3 separate regions of the Mus musculus genome follow, and all the other regions are linked to region 1. The links are chromatin loops, found by intact Hi-C in ENCODE. Cell type or tissue: left cerebral cortex. All regions are shown on one strand.

What was found. Peaks named below come from ENCODE experiments on the same cell type or tissue, not always from the same donor. Only the 100,000 strongest peaks of a DNase experiment are listed, where the experiment ranks them.
Region 2: a loop joins it to region 1, with 3 times the contacts of the local background. A loop is called at or near these places in 4 of 42 quality-filtered maps.
Region 3: a loop joins it to region 1, with 3 times the contacts of the local background. A loop is called at or near these places in 4 of 42 quality-filtered maps.

The regions. Positions count from the first base shown.
Region 1 is chr16:84,131,054-84,139,053 of GRCm38, forward strand. No RefSeq gene overlaps it. Among named protein-coding and RNA genes, the nearest start is that of Gm41481, 78 kb to the left of the region's middle. In left cerebral cortex, a CTCF peak has its summit at 4,897 (motif pointing left); a DNase peak (open chromatin) is centred at 4,908.
Region 2 is chr16:84,491,225-84,499,224 of GRCm38, forward strand. No RefSeq gene overlaps it. Among named protein-coding and RNA genes, the nearest start is that of Gm32073, 63 kb to the right of the region's middle. In left cerebral cortex, a CTCF peak has its summit at 4,433 (motif pointing left); DNase peaks (open chromatin) are centred at 4,092 and 4,435; H3K4me3 peaks cover 601 bases; H3K27ac peaks cover 305 bases.
Region 3 is chr16:84,481,816-84,489,815 of GRCm38, forward strand. No RefSeq gene overlaps it. Among named protein-coding and RNA genes, the nearest start is that of Gm32073, 72 kb to the right of the region's middle. In left cerebral cortex, no CTCF peak of the experiment used is centred here; DNase peaks (open chromatin) are centred at 4,342 and 7,472.

The sequences.
Region 1 (8,000 bases):
GAACACTCCTTCATTTCTGGTGGGATTGCAAACCTGTACAACTACTCTGGAAATCAATCTCGAGGTTCCTCAGAAAATTGGAAATAGATCTATCTGCTGTTTTTTTTTTTTTTTTTTTTTTTTTTAACCAAGTTTTAACCTCCTCAGTTTAAGTGATCTTAAAGGAAAAACAGTTAAACCAAGAGTTAGAGAATTTAAGGTAAGTGTGTTTAAGGTTAGCTTGTTTAACAAGGCAAACAAAAGAGATAAAGAAAACTGTGTGAATGGGCCAACATGAAGGGCATAACTGAGCATTGAAGTCTATGCTGCATTTTTTCAAGAGCTTATTAAGAGAATAGGTGATCTACTCATTACATTTCTGGGTTCCTAAAGCACAAAGACCATCTGATTTTATTATATTTATACATGCAATGACTATTCTGTTCATTATTACATACTGTGTTCTCCAATATGTAATAGACATGCTCACAAATAAAATAATTACCCATATCAAGAGAAACCATCATGGTCTCACATGTTGTCTGAAAAACTGTCCAATGAAAGACGAGCACTATGTTGAAAAACACACAGGATTCCTTATATAATTTAAATACTAAATGTTTCTTCTCTCCTAATAAAAATTAACAAATCACTCTCACCTACCATAAAGATGTCATTTCCCATTGCCTGACCAGGTGGAATTGAATAAAGAATCCCAATAAAATTATACCATATATATTATTTTTAAAACGTGAAAATTTCTAAAAATAGTTGTACGTGTACCTGTATTCCTGAGTACTTATTTGCAAACTTGTTATCAGCTATTTCATTTGTATATATAGTTTATAACTGACCAATTGGTATTGACCAACTGGCTTATTCTTTCCTGAGAAGACTGCCATTTCCACTCTCAGCCTTCCTTGGTTGTCTCTATTTCTTTGTTTATGGTTGAGGCTTCGTGGACAATACTCCTCTCCTAAGAGAAACAGTCTCACAGCCAACACCTGATCCTCTGGCCCTGATAATCATTCTGTCCTCTCTTCAGCAATGATCCCTGAGTCTTAGTCTGAGTTCTTAGTCTTATTTCATATTTTTATTGATTTTAATTTTCTGTAAAGCCCCCTGTCTGTTGCATTTAAAAGATTCCACAACATAAACATTGACTGCAATCTTATGTTACTACAGAAAGTTTATTTTGGTTAAAAAAAATGTTCATTCTTCAGGGTTTGTTTGAACTACTACTTGTAACACTGAGATTCCTTCATACATACTTATTTTCTAGTAATTACCCAAGTTGTGCTTCTCATCTGCCATAAGTGAGTATGATAACTGTATTTTGACTTTACAAAGCATCCTTCTTGAATGGTTTAGCCACAATTGATCCTACCGTGAGGTTACTTCTTACTAATTTCTCATCTCACTGCTTTAAAGTTCATTTTCACAGCCTCCCAGGCTCTGTGTAACGTTGTGACCACTGTCTGTCCATTACTGCCTGAATGTAACTTCAATGGCCCCAGTGATTATTCCAATGTTCCTAAATAATTTCTTTCACTATACTTAAAACAACTTTTAGTGAATAATTTTAGTAATATTTATAAAACATTTCACAAATGTTAGTTGTTTTTTTATTACCTAAAGTTTGTCTTTAAACTTGGCAATATTAAGTGAGCCTACTTGTTGTTGGAAATTTTATGTAACACTAATATTTTTCAGACTCCCTAAATTTCTTAAGTACATACAGGTACTTATAACTACAGAAATCTTCTGATTAATTGTTGATATTATTCTAAATTCTCTCCTGTGTAAGTTTTCTCTTTTCTCCTAAAAAAATTAATATGTCATTTTCTTCAAACATTCTAGTAAATCATGAAAGTCAGACATCCAAAATGCAGTAGTTACTGGTGAATGAGATGTAGATATAAATAGATTTGCCTGAGATCATATATTTCTTATTTCAATAGGAAAATATATGACACAGATACCCTCGCATTAAATTGTTCATGATATTCACAACATATAAGGTAATGCTGAAAATATACAGAATGTTACCAGAATGTCATTCTAGTTTCACATTAAACAGCGAGCCTAATTATTATTTCAATTTTGCTTGTAAAGCCTTTCAAATTTCTATAAAACCTAAATAAGTATGAACCTTTTCTAAGATACCCTAACAGCCACCATAATCCTCTATGACTCGATGTCTTCAAAGGGCATGTGTCTCTTTAGAAGATTTAGATTAAAAAGATTCCTTAGACTTCTGCAAGCAAACAAACGAAAAGTTTATGTAGATTGGTAGACAGTGACTCCACCACTGGGGCTGATGAGTCAAATGCAGGGACAGGTACACCAGCCAGGTCCTAGAAATGGGTGCAAAGGAAGCAAAGAAGAGAGAAGACATACCCTTCCCTCTCTCCCCTCCTATCATTCATTTCTGTTACAGTACTTCCCTCTACCCAAGTACACTTGGAAACCAGAAACAAAAAGAAAAAGAAAGTACACAAAACCCACTCATTTCTGAAGGGTTAGAGGGCAGAGTGCTGAAAACAATGTTTCCACTCCAGATTAATTATAACTGAATGACTGGCATGTGGATATAATTTCATCAGTACAAAATTGAAGGATAACTTAGGGATGTGTACATTTGACTCTTCCTGTTCCTGTCAGTCCTAAACAAGACACAGAGTAACAACAGAAGCACCTCAATTCAAAGAGACCTTGCGTATGAGAACATCATTTTCTCATTCAGAAAAAGGCCCAAAATCCAAAACAAAACCAAAAAGATTAATGTGTTCGATGTATTCAAATATGCGTAGTTTAGAGATTACAATAAACCCTGGCATGTTGTTTAAATCAGAAAATTCTTTAGGAACATTGAGTTCTACATAAATTGTATAGCCACATTTCTCTGAAGGACTGGTTAGCTCTTAGCATATGTCTTACCTAACTCATTTTTTTATTATTCAGACAAAGTTAGCTTTACACTCTCAACTTCTATCTAGGCCTTCATTTCTTTCTGCACCATTGAAGGCTGAATATTATGATCTGTTCAGTTCCCTGCCTTTTCTCCAGGTTTTTATTTCTAAACCAGGGATACAGCTATGTCTTAAGACTTTCTGGTGTTCATTTATTCCTTCATTTTCAATTCCAAGAGAGGGAGGATGATGTGGGATGAAGAAGAGACTAAATATCATACCACTCTCCATTCACTTAGTAATGAAAAACAACAATAAGCTCAGATTTAGTCAAACATTAATTTGAATTAATTCTCACCTACTAGCTGGTATTTTTAATTTCAGAAAAGAGAAACTAATGAAAAGCAAACATACATTGAGTAGAATTGTTGGTGACATAAATGAATAAATACCCTGACCCTCTCCTCAGAAATCATGTATTGCTTGTTGTCTGTGGTTTAAGCCTGGATGTTTCTAAAGACTGATCTTCTGGTATATAATAAGAAGACAAATGCTATTGTTAGCTGATTGTGAGAGAATTAGTTTAAGCAACACTTATTGCTAGAACTATGGGAAATGTATTCTCTGCTAGTCTAATATTTACTGAGCACAGATGAAGCCATTCTTCTAAAGATTCAGGGTCCCCAATTGATTGTATTGTGTGACTCTGCCAAACATTAGAGTCTTTCCAATGCTTGCATCCAGAACTGGAATAAAAAATAGATCTCTGAGGTTATATGAATATTCTCAGAATGCAATGGACAGGGCCTACATTTTTCCATACCAATTTCATTCAATAATACTCAGCCATAAAAGTTACATGTGATTTCAAATGGGAATATAAAAAATATATAATACTTTGGTATCATAGAGGAAAAATACTTGTCTGGCTCTAGCAAATGATGACTAGCTGTATATTATAGGTGTGGAATAAAACCTTGAACATTAAATATACTACTGACAATCATAGTACTTTAAATGCTTATAGTTAATGTTACTGCAGAATTCACTATAATACTACTGAGTATAATGTGTATATAAACATAATATAATCATACTTAAGCAGTATAGATAAAACAGAACTTATTTATCCTTACCTTAAACTCTAGTAATCTACCAGGGAGAGGGGAAATTTTGCCATGTGCTATTTTCTCATTGAGCTTTTAAAGCAAAAATAGAATATGAGGTAATATTTTCAACTACAATGCTAACCATAATGAAGTAAAAAAGAATAATTATTTTATTACTGCCCAAGTGAAGTAGTTTACTACTGCAGTGCTTCTGGAAATCTAATAAACTTTGTTCTCATTAATTACAGAATCTCTTCCTTTGTTTACCTGGGAATGGTTGAATTAATTCCTCTCCTAGGGAAAGATTGAAAGAGCCAAATGTTCTAAAGTTCATAATTAATAACTAATGAAGTATTTTTCATGCATACTCCCGCTTGATCCTTAAATTTCCTGTGGAAACCAATACCAAATTAAGTCATTTTTTGAAGCCACCTGTATTCATTGATGAGAGTATAGCAAGACAACGATGACTAGCAGTGCTCTAGGATATGTGAGCCCTTACTTCATGCTCATTCTATTCTAAGGACGGGCATAGATTCTTAGCATCACTGTACCTCAATGTTAGTATTATTGTCCACATTTTATAGTAAGGGCATTAGACTCAGAGACGGACTGAGTAGCTGTCCAAGGGTGTTGTTTTGGAATAGCAGAATGGAATCCAGGCATCAAGTACTGCATTTGTTACACGCTCTTCTCAAAGTTGAGTATCAGTAGACTCCTTTCTCCGTAGTAGTTTACATTGTCTAATTTTAAATTTATGCCATTACATATGTACTCTCACTTCCAGTTTCTAATAATACCATAGTTTCTTAGCAGGAAAAAATGTTGCCTTTTTTATTTCCTTTTCAAGTAGAGTGATGGTTTGCTGGCTTTTCAAAATGTGCAAACAGTGCCATCTTCTGTCAGTGTGTTCACAGCATTTGAAAATAAAGACTTGACAGACTGAGTTAATTCAGAGCCTTGATGAGAAGCAAGGAATCTGGAGAGTCTATAATCTTGGCACAATTGCACATCTCTGAACACTTGCAAAAGACTAATTGTTGAAAGGCCTCGCTAGGCAGGGCCATGTGAAAAACATTGTGGTATGATTAATTATTTGAACAGCCATTCAAAGGACACAGTGAATAGGAAAGAAATACAACAGAAGCAGATGCCAAGTGGTTATAATGATTCTAGGTCAATATAATCCAGGGTGTAAAATAAGCAGTTTAGTTGTCAGCTCTTCCTTTTGTGCATGCGTGGACTTCAGTCTTCACCTTTGAGAATCCCATTGGGTCTTATCAACAAGCACCTTTGTCAAAGAAAAGAATAGGAAGACAGAAAAAACATAAAATATTAGCTCTGAGGTCTCAGGGCTAGAAATCATTTTTTTACTGCATGTGGAGCATAGTTAACAAAACTGAGGGGTGTACAATGTCATAAATAAAATCTTGTAGAGTTAAACCATCAGTCAAAAATCCATATTCTTTGTCTGACTCTCTCTTTCTCCGTGTGAGTGTGAGTGTGTGTGTGTAGGGGGGGAGAGAAATATATAAATCCACAGATCTTACAAAACAAATAAAACTTTAAATTAAAAATTGAGATATTACTAAGACCAATGTAAATGATCTAAATATTTCTATATCTAGATCTTCTTAGTAGTATGACCTTTAAAAATATATCGTTCATTTTAAGTGTCTATAATTCAGTTTTTTCCTAAGGAACATGATGATACATTAGAAAATTCAAAAGGACAAGACAGACAAAAGATGTTCTTTTAGTCAAGAATCTCTGAACAATGACATAGCAATTGTGCACATGAAAGAAAGCTATCAGCAATGCTTGTAAAAGTGTGCAACTTCGTAGACAAATACCATAGTATCTTACCTGTATGTAAGAGAAAAAGGTGTATATCCAAATGTTGACCATGGGTGTTGGTTACCAGTGACCACAGAAATGCTGTGGGGTGGCTTGTATGTGTGACATTGATTCTCAAATGCTAAGTTATGTTTAGAAAAGAAAACAAAACTGTGATGTATAGTTGTGAAAGGGGACAGCTATCTTTTATAGCTCAGAATGTTTTTTAAATGAACAAAAAGGAGCTGGTGATATGGCTCAGTGGTTAAGAGCACTGACTACTCTTGGCTTCGTAGAATGCATTTCCACACTATTATTCTTCATGCTCGAAGACAAAGTAGATTTAGCAACCACTTGTAGATAACATACTATGTACTGGTAAAATTTTTCCATGACTACTTAACAAACTTATTCATTTAACTTTTCTTAATTAAAAGTGCACTTCTCTGTACCTTTATACCTGTTTTGACCTCTTGCTGAAAGAATAGAGCCACCTTAACATTTACCGAAGTCAAGCTCATTTTATAAAAACAAAATTGCCTTCCAAATTGCCCACATCTTCTAAAACATTTTATTGTTGATGGTTCACTATGAGTGGGTAGATCTGTATGGTGTAGTTGGAATTGAAATTACACAGACAATATGATAGCATTTCTGTAAGAAGTCTGCCCAACACATGACAGGTTATAAGGTTTAAAGTGAGAAGAGAGGAGGGGAGGGGAGGGGAGGGGAGGGGAGGGGAGGGGACTGTGACTTTCCTCCATAAGATCTGTGACCAACTGTTGGCTCTATTCCACATATCAAGAGGTTCTGATTTTCACTTTATATTAAACACAACTTTTCAGACTTAAAATTTCTTATTAATTAGCTGGTCAACTCAAAAAAATATCTTCTCTAGCTTGGCATACCGGATTATTCTGTATACTCATTAAATACCAGTGTGCCATCATTTCTGATAGTAGTAAAGTTATTATGTGCTGCTGTACACATGGTATGTTAACATGGAAAATAACTATTGTCATCTGGAAAATGCATATAAATACTAATTAGATGTTTTAGCTTGTTTAGAGCTAAAATTCTCTGACATTCTTCATGAATTTGTTTCTAATTTATACTGGCTATGAATTATTCCAGTGTACACATGAGCTCTTCCATTTGGGATTTGAAAATGATTTCATGTTTCCTGGACAAAAGCAAGACAGACTTTAGGGATGCTGTGAGTGGCTAACACCTACTATAACTGCTTCAAACTCCCTCACGTCAATCACCACTCAGATTATATATCATGCTTGGGTTTGCGCATTCCTCCTAGGCTATAGTTCCGGAAGATGGCAGAAACCAAAGTGCAGTGAAACACTCCATTCCTCCCTAGAGTACAAGTCACTGAGAAATAGAGAGTGTATATAGTTCTCTAAGTCCTCAGCACAAGCTTTGTTTTGTTTCTTACTGTTTTCATTTTTTTTGATAGAGAATGTGGATCAGATAGGTCCTAAGTCTTCTCTCCAAAGGATAAGTTGTTAGGTCACTTGTAATGTCTGTTCATTACTGTTTCCTCCATTTGTATGTGTCTCATAAACACAATCATCTTAAGGTAAAAACACCAGATCCAGGAGAATCCACAGCGGTGTTGACACAGCTGCAGCCTTTAGTGATACCACAGTTAAATGCATTTACTAAAAATTAAAGTATACATGGACTTGAACCCATATAAATTTTTTACTGTGTTAATGTTTACTATGTGTTTTTAGACTTCCTTCCAATCTTCATGTAGTCATAGAAAATTTCTTAGGGCATTTTCATTCCATTTATTCAGTGTTCTCAGTGTGATGCTGTTATTTCTATCAGTAAACATGTTGGTGTCTAGAATATGCAAAAGTCTTTATTAGGTAATAATCTATGCATGCAATCCTTTAGAAAAACCTGGAAAAGTAGAGGTAGTTTCATGTAGAAACATATTTCTTCTTATTGTAATAGAAGTCAAGAAGGCTGATTTTTTTTCCCCAAGGTCTCACAGAGGGAATATCACATAGTTGATATTCAAAACCAAACACAATAATCTATTAGGTTAACTTTCACGTTCCTTTGTGGGGGATGAAAATGATCCACAGAGAAGGAATTAATTCTCCTTTGCAACAACCTCTTTCTTTAATCTATCCTTCTTTTT
Region 2 (8,000 bases), 360 kb after region 1:
TAAATCCCTACTTCATCAAATATATACATATCAGTATACAAGAAACAGGACAAAATAGACTAGCATAATGGCACAGAAAGTCTGTCATAATCTTGTAGTAGGAAATTGCAAAATGTTCAAATGTTCAAATGTGTGCCTCCAAAGAAAGAGCTCAATGTAGCGATAGTTTAAAGACTCATGGGCAGCTTTAGGATAACACTGAAACAATTCAAAACTGAAACCAGTGAGCCAAAAGCAGAAAATTAACAGAAAGTACCAAGATTACACTGTGAGTATACAGCAACAGCAGTGTACATATTTGACGTGCATGGTTGGTGCAAAGAAGTAAATAAGGGGAAATTAACACAGATATTGCATATATGGACACATATATGATATTTGTAATGGAAATTTTGAAAGAGACTATGGATGAAATTAAGAGTCCAAATGGAATGACAACAGCAGAACTGATCAAGTAGAAGAAATAAAATTAGGACAAGTAACCTTTCTAATGAGAAGAAAATGGCAGGAGGAATTCTGGAAAACTCACACAAGATGGAAATTAAACAACGGCCTTCCACAATGTCAATGATTCACAGAAAGTAAAAGAAAATCTTGAGACAAATAAGAATCTACACACAACACAGCACAAGTTATGAATGGATATGTAGCTTTAAAAGAGAATCATATAAAAATAAATGTTCACATCAAAAAAAGAAGAAAAACTTCAAATAATTTAATCTTATACCTCCAGAAATTAGTAAAAAAAAAAAAGAACACAAAGAACACAATACATTTGTAATTAGTGGACAGAATAAAGTAGTAAAGAGTAGAGCAGAAATAAATGAGAGAGTAGAAAATAAAAGCAATTGTCGCTATTTTCTCAAAAAATAAAACATATACAAATCATTAACTAGAGTTAGAAAAAGATACAATAAAAGGTCATGAATTTGAGGAGTCAGGAAAACATGAATTGGAGGAGGGCTAATTTATAACTGTATTCTAAGTATACACACAGATTATACCATTTACAGCACAGATAAGTCTGCCCCTCATCAAAGATTCTTCATGCAGCAGATGAAGACCACCACAGAAACCTACAACTGCTCCAAATGCAGAGAATGACTGATCATGGAGTATCTGGAACCAGTGGATACTTCTATATCATAACTTCTATACCTAAGTCCCAGGGAACATTATGAGAAATAGAAGGAAATTTTGTGAGAGCCGGAGGACGAGGGAATCTTCTCTAAGATCATGCCTCCTACAAATAAGTCAGAAGCTATACTCACAACACGTCAGCACTATGACTACCTAAATAAGATCAGAACAATGGCAGCACCAATAGGCATGCTGATGTGGAAGCATGAGATCTCACTGGTCTCCATCCCAAGATGATGAGCTATAGGCAGCTAATGACTACAGAGAGAGAAAGAATTAGTCTTCCCCAGATATGATCACTCTAATTGGTTATATAATACTAAGCAGTCAGCCCCAAAATTGTGTACATGCAAGCAACAGTAAATGGATTCATCAGGTTTTATTAATATATTAATGCATATATGTATGCATGTGTAGCAACAATAATCAAAGAAAAAGAAGCTATGAATTTGAGGAATGGTAAGGGAGGAGTTATGGGAAGAGTTAAAGGAGAGAAATGAAAAGGGAGAAATGATATAACCTATTTTAATTAAAATTTTAAAAATGGGAAGACAGCCTGGGTAGACACTACTTGAAAGAAGAGATTAAAATGGCCAATAAGTATACAAAACAATGTTTGAGAGGCAGAAGAGACAGATTGGCAAAGGAACAGAACTTGCCCCCAAAATTGACAGCCTGAATTCAGCTAGCAGAAGACACGTGGTTAAAATGGAGGGACCTGAAGTTGTCCTCGGCCCTCCACACCCAGCAACAAATCATTCTTCATGATAAATGGTCTTAAAATTGTTTATCGCTTACCAGAGAAATGCAAATGAAAACCTATTAATGTGGCAGGTATTGAAGGAGAAGTAAGAAGTGGAAAAAAGTAAATACACACACACACACACACACACACACACACACACTGATGGTACACATGAAAATTAAATAGTACTTATGGAAAAGAATGCAATGTTCCCTTTAAAAATTAAAAGTAGAAGTACAACAGTAATGGCCCTATGGCAAATAAAAAAAAAAAAATAGAGGTGCGTTCAACCCACATGACCATGTTTATTGAGATGCTATTGATGACAGACAGAATATAGAATCAACTGACGTGTCTATCAACAAAGAACTAGATAAAGAAAATGTGGACTGCATCCATGATAGAATGCTAGCCAACCTTTAGGGACAGGGAAGCCATGTCATTCATGACAACATAGATGATGTACCTGGAACATATTATGGAGGTGGAACAACCCAGCATACAATGGCAAGCATTGTCTAACTTCACACTTGCAGTCTTCCCAAAATTCAGAAAAAAAGGTACTAGGTGGGCAGTTATCATAATACAAAGTATCAGACAACAGGAATAAATTCAAGAAATCTATCACCCGTTGATGTAGCTAATAAGAGTTTATCCCCAAAACTCATTGATAACACTTTAATATTCTCACCATGCAAAGCCATAAGCATGTGAGCTAATCAATGTGATCACATCCCACAATATCTGATGCATTTAAAGGAATGTATAGTTTAAAGACTCATGGGCAACTTTAGGATAACATTGAAACAATTCAATGAATCAGTGAAACAAAAGCAGAAAATTAACAGAAAGTACCAAGATTTCACTGTGAGTATACAGCAACAGCAGTGTACATATTTGACATGCATGGGTCAGTGCAAAAAAGTAAATAAGGGGAAATTAGCACAGATATTGCATATATATATACATACATATATGTATATATATGCAATATATATGACATTTGTAATAGAAAGTTTGAAAGAGAATATGAATGAAATTAAGAGTTGAAATGGAATGCCAACAGCAGAACTGATCAATTTTTGCTGATGTGCAATGTGGTAATTTTTTGTCAATTTAAGAAAACAATAAAATACATATACAAAGAAGAAGATGGGGAGTGGCAGCCCATCAAGGACTCTATTGGAACCAAGAAATATAAGACCCACTCCAAGTGTGGTTACTATGGTACCAAACCTGCTAGTGGCCCTTCAGGACCTGCCATTTTCTCATGTATATAATAAGACTATAAACACAAGTTGCAATTGGCTATTGCAAAGCTTCATTATTTCCATGGAAGTGCACCGGTAAAGTAATAACGCTAAGAGTAACATAAGGTGTAAACACTGCATTGCTAATAGTGTTCTTCCCGGGACTAAACTTCTAGAGTCTACCATTTACAAAGAATGCACGGGCTACCTTAACCATAGCTTGGATGAACCAAAGCAAAGCCTAGTTTTTTTTTTTTTAAGATTTGTTGTCTGTCTGTCTTCCTTTATTTATTTCTGTTTCTTAGAAATAGAATACAATTACATCATTTTCCCTTCTCCTTTCCTCCCCCTACCCTTTCTGTGCACTGCCACCCCCTTGCTTATTTAAAAATTCATGGTCCCTATGTATGTGACAACATTCTTTTTATAAAAAAAAAATTTAGTGTTTAAGTCATATTTTAAATATAGTGCCTACATGGAAATAAGAGGATAGACAAAATTACACAGCTATATCCACTGTTCCATTCGAAAGCCTCTAGCAATTTGTTTTGCAGCTAACTGCACAGAAACATACACCAAAAGCACCCACTCACCATCCATGCTCTTACTCCCCATCCTTTAACTTGACCTGGAAGAGACAAGATCTGTGAAAACTGATCTCTGTGCTTTGTCCTCTCCACATTTACACCTTATGTTACTCCATTATCAGTTTACCCTTGGACTTCCATGGAATTAATGAAGCGTTGCAATAGCCCATCGTAACTTGTGTTTACAGTCTGGTGTCCTGTCAGGCTTATAATTATTTTTTAAGGCAAATCTACTGGTTTAGTAAACACCTTCATTATGTTATTCTTAGAACCGAAGAAGCTGTTCTTCATGCAAAGCTTGTCATGTTCCCGTAACTTCCTTCTTGGCCACCGCTCGTAGTAAACATCCTTTTTGCTCCATTTTAATAGAGCTGCCCACCGAAGGTCATTTATTAGGTAATCACTTGTCTGTGGAAATCCTAATTACTCTATGTTTGTCAAAGGGAGGAAACAGCATTTCATTTGAATGCAGAATGAGAAGCAGCCACAGATACAGATCAGGAGAACTGGAAACTTTGTTAAATTGGAGGATTTAAAAAAAAAATCTTAAACAGGCTACAGTTGGGGAGTTTAAAAGAACTGATACACTATCAGCTATAATGAAGATAAAAACACAGAGTTTATGGTGTTATCAATTCAGAGTTAAAGTAAAAGAAAATTGATTTGTGGATACTACGGGGATGCTGATTTTCCTATGGAGTCTTAGTGCCCCCTGCTGATCCTCGAGAAATGTGCTTTCATTTTCCCCCATTCATGATGGCTTTTGTTATTCTCCCTAGAGGAGCATTTCTCTTTTATGAAATAGGGGGCCTTTTCTACATGATACTCTTCCTCACCAGTACCATGACATGATAGCATATTCAACTTTCCACCATGGTTGGAGGGGGTGAACATGAGGCCTATCCCTTTCTGGGGACTCTGTGACTGTTGGCGGTTGTTCAGTGGTTAGTGGTCCTCAGTGGTTAGTGATTGTTAGTGGTTCCTAGAAGGGTTGTCATATTTTGTAATGGTATAGTCACTATAGAAAGAAGTCACCAGTTGGAAGAAGAAACAATTCAAGGGAGATAGGAAAGGATAACTGGGCATGAATACAATCTCAATATTTCATATGCATCTATGGATTTGCCAAAAAAATATTTTTAAAAATGAATAGACATAAGCACCAAAGGATAAATTCACAGGATATGAAATTACCACATAGCATCATAAGCAAAAGAGCTAAAGTCCCTAGATAAAAGCAGCATCAACAGCCAACGAGAAGAAGCCCTTGATGAAAGTTAGTACACATCACAATGTTTTCACAATGGCCCCACTTGCAGAGGGGTTCACAGTCAAATACATGCCAAGCAGACTAACAGTTTCTGTTCACATCGGTTTACAAACACACACGAGCACAGCAGACACCAAGATACAACACATCACTGAAGATGACTCGCTAAATATGTCAGTTGTGATCACAATGTAGTCACCTTCCATTCATCCTCTGGGAGGGGCTCATTACTATTCCCGAGTGAGGACTGAGGAGAGTGAGGCTTCGAGAGCTTGTGTCACTTGCCCTAATTTGCTCTGCACAACTGTCTATGGCAGATATTTCTACCAACTGAATGGAAAGCAATGCATTTTCCATGTCTACTCCTTAATTTCATCAGGTTATTTCAATGCAAATCAAAGACAGTTGTATAGTTTTCCATTTCCAGTCCAAGTGTGTCTTGTTGAGCACTGAACCCTGTATGATGTAGCACTCATCTATCAGGCACATTATCCTTTGCTCTTTTTAACCTAGTAAGCTGGACTATTTAACTATGGGCCTGATAGTCACAGTCTTTTCACCTGTTAATCACATGTACTGGGATGATGTGAGCTCTGGAAACCTTGTTGACCTATTCTGTGTGATTATAAAGCACCTGACCTATGAGTGAACTTTCCAGATGCCAGCCAACATGACCAGGGCTCACACCTCAGCCACTTCCTTTAAGGCTCTCGCTTGCCTAGTCACTGTACATCTACCCCCTAATGCCTCCATGGGAGGAACCAGACAACCAGAGGAAGTTCCCTTGCTCTAGAACTCACTGGAAATATTCAAACTAGCCAGTTCTAAACCTTATTGTCCTGCCTTGCTCATTTCTGACCTAAAAATTTTATATTAAAGACATTTTTCACTGAGCTTCTTCTGCCTCTATCTCCTGACCGACTCTGTGTGACAAAACCGTGGAAATTGGATGAAAAAAATGATAAATCATTGAGCCCATCAAGCCCACACACAATTAAAAAGCCTTTCACACATACAATAAGCCTTCCTCATGAACTCAAAGCAGTAAATGGCAGTTAACAAAATTAAGAATCTTCTTTGAGCTCTAATAAATGTCTATCAAATGCTGTCCCCTCAAACCACTGTACCCACACAGCTTCTGAGCCGTGCCAACCCCAAGCAGTCCATTCAAACGAGGCTGTTGTGGTTCAGCAGTGTTATGATGTTTCCAAGGTAGAAAAGGCAAGAGGTCTATCAATCTGGGGTGTTACAGGGTTGAGAGAGGGGGAATTCCGACATTTCATCTTGTGTATGTGTGCCTGGCTGGTTTTGATATACAACATCAGTGTTTCCCTTACTAAGGATCAAAAAAGCACCATAAATACACGATAAAATCCTACTGCTAAAGACATCACACATTCTTGTGCAGGAAATAAGAAAATCAATCTCAAACTGACCAGGAGACTTCTTCCCTACTTTTATAATGCCAGAAGGTGTTATGCAGGCTGCTGGGTGAGAAAAAAAATGCCAGTGGTCTTATTGAGCACTGAACCCTGTATGATGTAGCACTCAGGAACATTATCCTTACTAGGACAGTAGTGGCAGGAGTATCATGGGTAACTAACTGCTTTCTGATTAGATTTGAGACCTGCTCCACATGAAAAAAATTCAACCCTGGTACTATAATTATAGTCAACATTTTATGGCAGGGAGGTCATATGGGCCATTGTGATATTGCTGAATGGTCATATCATCAAAGTGCCATCTAAATATATTATATTTATAGCAGTAGACATGGATTGAGCTCAACCTTTGTCACAACAGCTTCCTTTGCAGTGCACACCAGTAAATGGAGAGATTGATTCATAACTAATCACAGCGGTTAGAAGAAGATACCAAAGGCTCAGCCCTAAGTGGTTATCTATTTTAGTTGTCCCCTAATACACACACTACCACAGGTCAAGGAACATCATAGAAGAGAAGGCAGAATGAATGAAAGATCTGAAGGATAGAGAGAAATGCTTCGAAAAGCTTTCCTCTGGATATGACACGACTATCCTGATCATGGATTCCCAATAGCTATGGTTGCCTGCACAAGACCAGCAGAAGATCAAGCTAGCCAAAATCTCAGCATAGATGGGTGTGTGACCTCCATGCACCACCCTCTGCTAAGGAACTATTGACAATGGATATTTTCTAGGGAAAGAAGAATCTTTATTTTTCTTTAGGATGTTTCTTTAGGAACAAGTTTCCCATGTTCCAGTGGATGGTCCCGCATCCATAAACATATGGGCATTACCAAATGGACTCAGTGGGCTATTGATTTAAAATGCAGAGCATGAAGTTGGAAGGGTACAGGCATGTTTGAAAGTTATGGGGGAGTTAAAGAGAGAAAAAAGGTAGGTAGCAATCATATTTAATTGTATGAAATTATCAAAAAATAGAGAAAAAATTAAAGGTATAATAGAAATGTTTCTAATCAGATTGGTTCATTTAATACTCCCCAGCACAGTGTTGGGTTAGCTTGAGTCACTTCTTAAATGAGAAATTAAAGGCAGAGATAGAAAGCTTCCATGTCATTTCTGCAAACTTTGCTTGCACTTTACACATTGCAATTTATCCTCTAAATCCCAAATAACTCAAACTCTTGAACCAAAACTGCTACAGAAGGTGAGATAACTCACAGATTTAAATAAGTATTTGAATTTATGTGTTGCTTTATTTTTGATGATAAATATTAGAATTTCAGTTACATCTCTATCATGAAATCCAAGTTCAATTGTTAATTCAAACTGATGTCAAAAGTCAGTAGGCACTGGTCATCCTTGGGTATTCATAAGTATCATTTTCCACATCCCTATATCACCATGGTTATACCCGCTACATCAGATGTTCCTGATCAGACTCCAAACTAAGATTCAGCCCAACACTGACATTCCTTCAGTTCAGAATGGATAACCATGTAATCTAATCTATAGTATAGTATAGTATAGTATAGTATAGTATAGTATAGTATAGTATAGCATAGC
Region 3 (8,000 bases), 350 kb after region 1:
TGTCTGCTTTTGTATGCCTTTCTCCTAATTAGGCTTCCTTGCCTAGCAACAATAGGAGGACATGCACCTAGTCCTACTGCAACTTGATATGCCAAGGTGGCTTGATATCCATGGGAGGCCTCCCCTTTTCTTAAAAGAAAGGGAGCACAGGAGTATAGGGGAGGAGATAAAAAGGGAAGGGCTGGGAGAGGAGGAAGGAGAGGAAGATGTGATTGAGATGTAAAACAAATAAGTAGATAGAGAGCTAAGTAGGTAGATATATAGATAGATATTTAGATAGAGAGATAAATATATAGATAAATAGATATAGATAAATAGATAAGATAAGATAAAAATGGGAAGTTAATACACAGGATCTCTAGACTAAGATATTTTAAACCATCCATAGGCAATGTATGTCCTCTCCCATTTTTCAAGAGATAAAGCAAATTTCTTGAGATTGTTATACAGTGATATTTTATTTACATTTTTCCTTCTTATCTTCAAACTCTCCCCATAACCCCCATCCTTCTCAAATTCATAGCCTCCTATTGATTGTTGTTACATACACACATACATGTATGCACACACACATAATCATGCACACACACGCACGCACACGCACACGCACACGCACATGTTGTCCTTCACTGCCTCTCAGATTTTTAGCCTAAGTCCAGACTGCTGAAGACTGAAGACACTTTGGACACAGGGATTAGAGGGATCCCCCTGATACTGACATAGATGTCTCCTCTCTCAGGACTAGCTCTCAGAGTACAGTATGAGATATGCAAACTGCCAAGAAAAGACATCGATAATCCTACTGAGTGGTAAACCTATGGACTACAATAACAACTGGCTTGCCAAGGCTTCCCCAAAAGATTAACAGTGGCACCTTTATCCTCTGGATAACAAACAGCTGTCTAATTGGACTTAAGACTTATTCTGTACAAGGGAACTCATCTCTGCTACTGTAACGACAACCAACTACCCATGACTAGAGAAGCCAGAACCCATGAATAGAGCAGCCACAGAACCCCAGAGGCAAGCCTACTACTGCCATTCTCCTAGGCCAGTGTAATTTCTAACTGCATTCTAGATACAGTCTTCTTTTAGACATAGCACAAAACTGGATATGTGCAATTGAGATAAACTACTAAAAGATTACCATCTTACCTGAGGAAACTGTGGTTTCAGATCTCTGCACCCCAGCAGGAAACTTCAAATCTTCCACAAAAAGCTCTCTTTGTGTAAGTTGGCTTGAATCCTGCACATAGACTCCTACTAGGAAAAATCCACCTCCAGAAAAAAAAAAAAAAAAAAACCTGACCTAAACATGTGCAAATGTGCTAAATGACCAAAGAAAAACTACTCTAAATAACAGCTTGTATATTTCGACCCCCTGAACATAGAGACTATGAGTGTCTCAGTTTAGGTAACTCAGTACCTTGTAATTCACAAAATATATGAATCTTGGCTCAAACTATACTGGGTTTTACTATTGTTTATTTTATTTTGGAACAAACATAATAGTTGTAAACAACCTTTTTTCAAGTTCTGGGAACAACTTTATACTTGTCTTTACTTTCCTTCTATTTAAAAATATTGAGATCGTGTGAACATACCCAATATTAATTTTTAATACCTAATTTCAAAGTGGTCAAAATAGTAACTTTCAGAAACATCATTTCATAGAAGAAATGTCAGTGTGTATTTCTCTCCATCAAATTAAAAAGCACAATACAAAGCAAGAAGCCAGGCCTTGAAAATGGGTGAGCAGAGCAATGAGACCCACTTATAAAAGATCTTTGTAGAGGACTTAGTGGATTTTTCTTGCTTACTCCTTAGCCAACGGTCTTTTTTTTTCTTTTTCTTTTTTTTATTAGGTATTTTCTTCATTTACATTTCCAATTCGATCCCAAAAGTCCCCCACACCCTCCCTCACCCACTCCCCCACCCACCCACTCCCACTTCTTGGCCCTGGCGCTCCCCTGTACTGAGGCATATAAAGTTTGCACGACCAATAGGCCTCTCTTTCCTGATGGCCGACTAGGCCATCTTCTGATACATATGCAGCTAGAGACACGAGCTCTGGGGGGCACTGGTTAGTTCATATTGTTGTTCCACCTATGGGGTTGTAGATCCCTTTAGCTCCTTGGCTACTTTCTCTAGTTCCTCCATTGGGGACCCTGTGTTCCAGGACACAATGAGAAGACCAAACCTACAGATAATAGGAGTAGATGAGAATGAAGATTTTCAACTTAAAGGGCCAGCAAATATCTTCAACAAAATTATAGAAGAAAACTTCCCAAACCTAAAGAAAGAGATGCCCATGAACATACAAGAAGCCTACAGAACTCCAAATAGACTGGACTAGAAAAGAAATTCCTCCTGACACATAATAATCAGAACAACAAATGCACTAAATAAAGATAGAATATTAAAAGCAGTAAGGGAAAAAGGTCAAGTAACATATAAAGGCAGGCCTAGCAGAATTATACCAGATTTTTCACCAGAGACTATGAAAGCCAGAAGATCCTGGACAGATGTTATACAGACACTAAGAGAACATAAATGCCAGACCAGGCTACTATACCCAGCCAAACTTTCAATTACCATAGATGGAGAAACCAAAGTATCCCACAACAAAACCAAATTCACACATTATCTTTCCATGAATCCAGCCCTTTAAAGGATAATAACAGAAAACCAATAGTCTTATGTACATATTATCAAGCTGTTTTGTCTCTGTCACAGCTACATCTCCTCACGTGTTTGCTTCTTAATTCTGTTGCCAATCTTGCATCCAGAGAGTCACAGACCTGCATTCCTCATATTCTACACAGATCTACATGTCTGTCTCCATCTGGTTTGGTATCCAGCTAAGTTAGATTTGAATCTGTCCCTTTTAACCATATTCTCAGAAGAACATCAAGTTACCCAGGCACCCAATTACCTTCTCTTTGAGGAATGGAAGGATTCTGGACTCTTTTTATGTTTTTAACCATAATTTTATTTAGTAAAAGTTATCTTTTTTTTAAGTGAAATCTGGTCAAATGTTTACAAGTTAAAAGGCCTCATCTACCACTTCTTACTTGAAAAAAAATAAAGAAAATTATGAGCAATATTTAGGCAAAATATTTCACTCAGGGACACTTTTTCTATGCTGTGTTACTCACTAAAATTATTTTTAGAACACTTTAGTATAGACATACAAAGAGTCAAGGGTAATAACTCAGATAAAATCTACAGTGGACCAAAATGCTTAGACGAGTACTGGAATATATGTAGCATTCTTTAGACACTCAAACATATTCTTAAATTACCCAGCCTAGTATTTTTGTATTGTCAATATATTTGCAGTATTACATTTTTATCCAGTCATATGCATTTGCAATAATGTCCTTAGGTGCTTGTCAGTCCTCAAGAAAATAAGTCACTAAAGAACATAAAGATCAAGATACACAGTCATTCTGAAATTCTGCACTGCCAACATATCAAAGAGTGAAGCTTATCTTTATTTATGTTCAAATGGCATGGATCAAATCCTCTTTAAGTCCCCTTTGAATTATCTCGTATTCTCAAGCTACGTCAATGTCACTGTCACTTTAATAAATGACTGCTGAAACTTGAGCAGAACAAGATCAACAACCAACATGCTAACGTGGAGGAGGGAAAGCCCAGGAGGCTTCAACCCTGCACAAGGAACTAGAGGCAGCTAAGGGATGCTGAGTGCTGGAGAAGAGTTTTCCTCCAGGAAGACCACAGGGTTGGCTATACAATACCAAATGGTCAGCCTTGAGAACATACACACAAGCAGCATTATAAAGATGAAGAGGGGGTACATTTATGAATTTATCCATGTAAATGTGCACACATACACAATAATAATTTATTTTAAAAATGAGGCCATGAGTTTGAAAGAGGGGGAGGAGGGCTTTGGGAAAATTTGGAGGAATGAAGGGGAATGGGAAATCGTGTACATATATTATAATCTACAAAAAATAGAAAACTACCTTTTAACTCAATTTGGAATAAAGTGATAGAATTACCACTAAATTCTTGAACATAAAATCGTATCCCCCACCCCCTTTGCCATTAGTTTTGGACTTAGTTTCAGGACTGGTGTTTCTGCTCAGAGTTAACTTGGGGAAAATGTTAGTAAAGAATAAACTAACTTAAAAGCTGAATTGAAGGGTTGGCTAAGTACATGTGGGTGCATTCTTGTATTTGAGTCGTTAATGACTGCTTCTGTTAACGCGACACTGTTGTGGAGTATGGGTGGCTTTCACGGCACTCTTGCATCGCTATAATTAACTCTCACTTGGAACGGGCAGGACATTCATCACGTTTTAGATGGTGCTCCAGCATACTGTGTCGGAACAGAAGGAAGGCGGTGATTGACAAAATGTTTATGTGACGGATACATTCACCATATAAATACACATTTGATGAACTCGAAAATTAGCTTGCTGTTTGGAACACTGGTGCACATTTTAAAGAACTCACTTCATAGAAATGCTCTTTTTTTCCACTGCTTATTTCAGCTAAAAGGAGAGTAGTAACGTAAAGTTCACATACCAAAACAAACTGATTTACTTTATTCTGCCATTTCAAACAGCTTGTGGCAGGGAATAGCAAGAAGCTGCAGGCCGGGACACTTACATTCCAGTAACATGCACAGAGTGGGTTTTATTTCAATCAAGGGGGAAGGCCAAATGTTTTTGTCTATTACTGATGTCTTCTGACATTTGTTATTGAATCTTAGATATGGATACATGTTGTAACTACCTTAGTCTTCGGGATTAATAAAGCACACCTATTCATTAAGTGAACTACATTTCCAGCTTACTTTCTCCTTTGTTTCCAATCATAAATTGTATTTCTGCTCAACCTGATTTCCAAAGAATTCCTTCACGTTGGTTCTACCTTACACAATGCTCAGTTGCCTTGCTGCTTAACATTCATCCATTGCTAACCAGGGCTGTAATATAATCTAAGAAATAAGAGGCTTGTCATGATAATTTCTCATGAAGATTCAGGCTGTTTGAGCCATGTTTATTTTCTCTCAGTTGAGCATATTATCTATATGCATATCAGCTGGGGTCTGGCTGTTCTAACATGACCTATTTCACATGTATTATGTGTAGTTGGACTTACAAGAATGGCTGGGCCATGTATCTTTCAGTATACACCAGCATATCTGGGCTGTCTCTTAAGACAGTTTAGGCATGGAGAGCAAAGATGTTTTCACTATGTCCTAAGACTCATATCTTGAATAAGCCTGGGTTAATTCTACATTTTATTTGTCCAAAGCAAGTTTCAAGACTACCTTAGATTCATGAATGAGAGAAACAAACCCAGGAAGAAGAGGCTAAAATTTTACACTGTAAATGCTCTGATAAAAAAAGAAATAAAATCTGTCTAGTGAGATACCTTAGTAGCTTAGAGCATTTTTTTTTTTTTTTGCTCTTGTAGAAGATCTGGGTTTGGGTCCTAGTACCCACATAAGACAGCTTGTAACTGCCTATAACACCAACTCAAGGGAACCCAATACCATTGCCTGCCTTCTGTGAGTACCCACATGCCCATGGCATACACATATGAATACAGACATATTATAAAAGTAAATAAACTTGAAAACATAATTAGGAACACTTCATAGTCACTAAACCATATCCATTAACTATTGCTGAAAAAAATAATAACTTCTTAGGTTTTTTTCATTGCTCATACTCCTAGAAGCCAAATAATTTTATTGACTAAATTCCTACAGACAAAGAAAGTCAGACAAGCAAGTCGAGGAAAAGAACCAAAATATACAACAGAGATACTTACAGCTTCCGGTTTTTATGCATGATGTCAATGTCAAAAAAACCCCAAGTAAATAAAACCTCTACCACTGGCACCTTCAAAATGACTCTGTATCTTACTATTCATTCTTTGGATCACAGCCTTGGGTCTCAGAATTTTTTGTTAGAAGGACACGGTGAGTGTTTTGAAACAATCATTATTTTTTAAATTGTTTTGTACACTAAAGAAGTTAACAGTTCATGGATAGGTTCACGGAATTAAACATATAGACAGGAATATATAATATGAGTTTTGACACCAGACAAACACAAATGCAAATTTCGCCTCTGAAACTTACTGCTGTGTGGCTTTGGCTACATTGCCACGCTAACTTCACACTATATTACAGACTCATCCTGAGACTCTCATGGGTTAGTTTAGGTAGGGTGAATACATACCAAATATTAATCAAAATTTCCTTGTGTACTAATTCACACTTTGACAAAAATTAATGAAACTGAAAGAGAGAAACCCAGGGAAATTTGACACAGGGCCTGCCCATCAAATAGAGTTTTTGAAGGCCTATATTTTAAGTTCCTCAATAAAGAATCATGTATTAAAACATGGAATTTAAAACTTGGCATATTTGGTGATATTTTCAAACTAATTTTAATGAGTTGTTCTTCATACATAAGCTGTCAACATATTTCCTTGGATCCAATTATTAAATACCTTCTTTAATTTGGATAAGAAAAACTATCCTAAGGCAAACACAGAACTTTCATCGTGTCTAGGAAGAACTGAAGAAATGGCTCAATAATTATGAGCACCCAGATTCAATTCCCAGCACCCATAGGGAGCTCACAGCAATCTGTAACTCCAGTTTCAGGGGCTCCAATGACCTCTGTAGGCACTGTACACACCTAGTACATAGACATATATCCAGGCAAATACCCATACACATAAAATAAGTATAAATAAATATTTTTAAACTGTCTAGGCAATGTGTAGTTTGTACTTTTTTTTCATTTCCAAGCTCTCTCTCTCTCACTATCTGTGAGATATTGACTCTCGAGTCACTTGATAATCCATGACAAAAATATACTGACCATTCAACATGCATAGTCAAAATGAATGGAGAAGTATTTAGTGTTTCCCAAAGACTGTTTGCGATGAGGGAGAAGAAAACTGGTCTCTTGTTTATTCAATAGATAATTTATTTGCATCTTGTGTACCCAGGAGGCAAAACTAAATCATTGTGGTATAAATGTAAAAGATATCGTTCAGCATTTTCCAGATCTCTCAAAGCTTCTATCCCTAGAGTCATAGTTAATTCTTGTTGCTCACAGATATTTTGAGCTGGTTATACCCTCTATTCTGTAAGAGTTTTTTTTTCCCATTTATTCCAAATTGTTCATTTACACATTATTTACTTCCTCTTTCAAGGTCACTGATAGACGGGGCAGCTTCTTGCCTGTAAGCAGACAGAAAATGAATCCCTGGAGAAATGATGCTTCGGAAACCTCGTTTCAGGGTGCTACTTCCCAAAACGAAAATTGGTGAGAAAGGATCAACAATCTTTAATTCTATCAGAAATCTAATCTTGTAATGAGGCCTGGAAATTCCATTTTTGTTAATAGAAAGCGAATCAGCATGAAATGTAGTGAACAAACCGTTTTTCACTGGCGGCTAACACAGTCACACTGAGTCATCACAGACTCAGCATAATAAAACTGATTTAATTATATTGAGGGAAGACAGGGGAGATAGACTGACTGCATTGGCACGGTCAGCCAAATGCAAAAAAGACACACAACTCAAACTCGCTATTGGGAAAGTAATGTGCTTTCTGGATTGATCATAAGTGTTCCATTTTGGCTGTGTTATTGCCAGGTGTCCAGGTAGCAATATTGTCCATATTGAAAATCATCAGAAAAAAATTAAGTGTTATTTTCATTTCCTTGAGCTACTTCGTTACCCACAGTTTCTTATCTGAATGGTTTTATCTCTTAAAACTGTGTATAGTAACAGTCTAATATCCATGGTAATACCATTAGGAGGTGGTGGCTTGAGGATGATTTCATGAGATAGAACCTCATTTAGTTATCACCCTTATCAAGGAATCACATGAGAATGTGTTTGCCTTCCCCTCTACGAGAGGACACAGGGACATCTCTACAAACTGGGAAAAATGCTATCCCCAGGTACCAAGTGTGTGTCCATCTGAG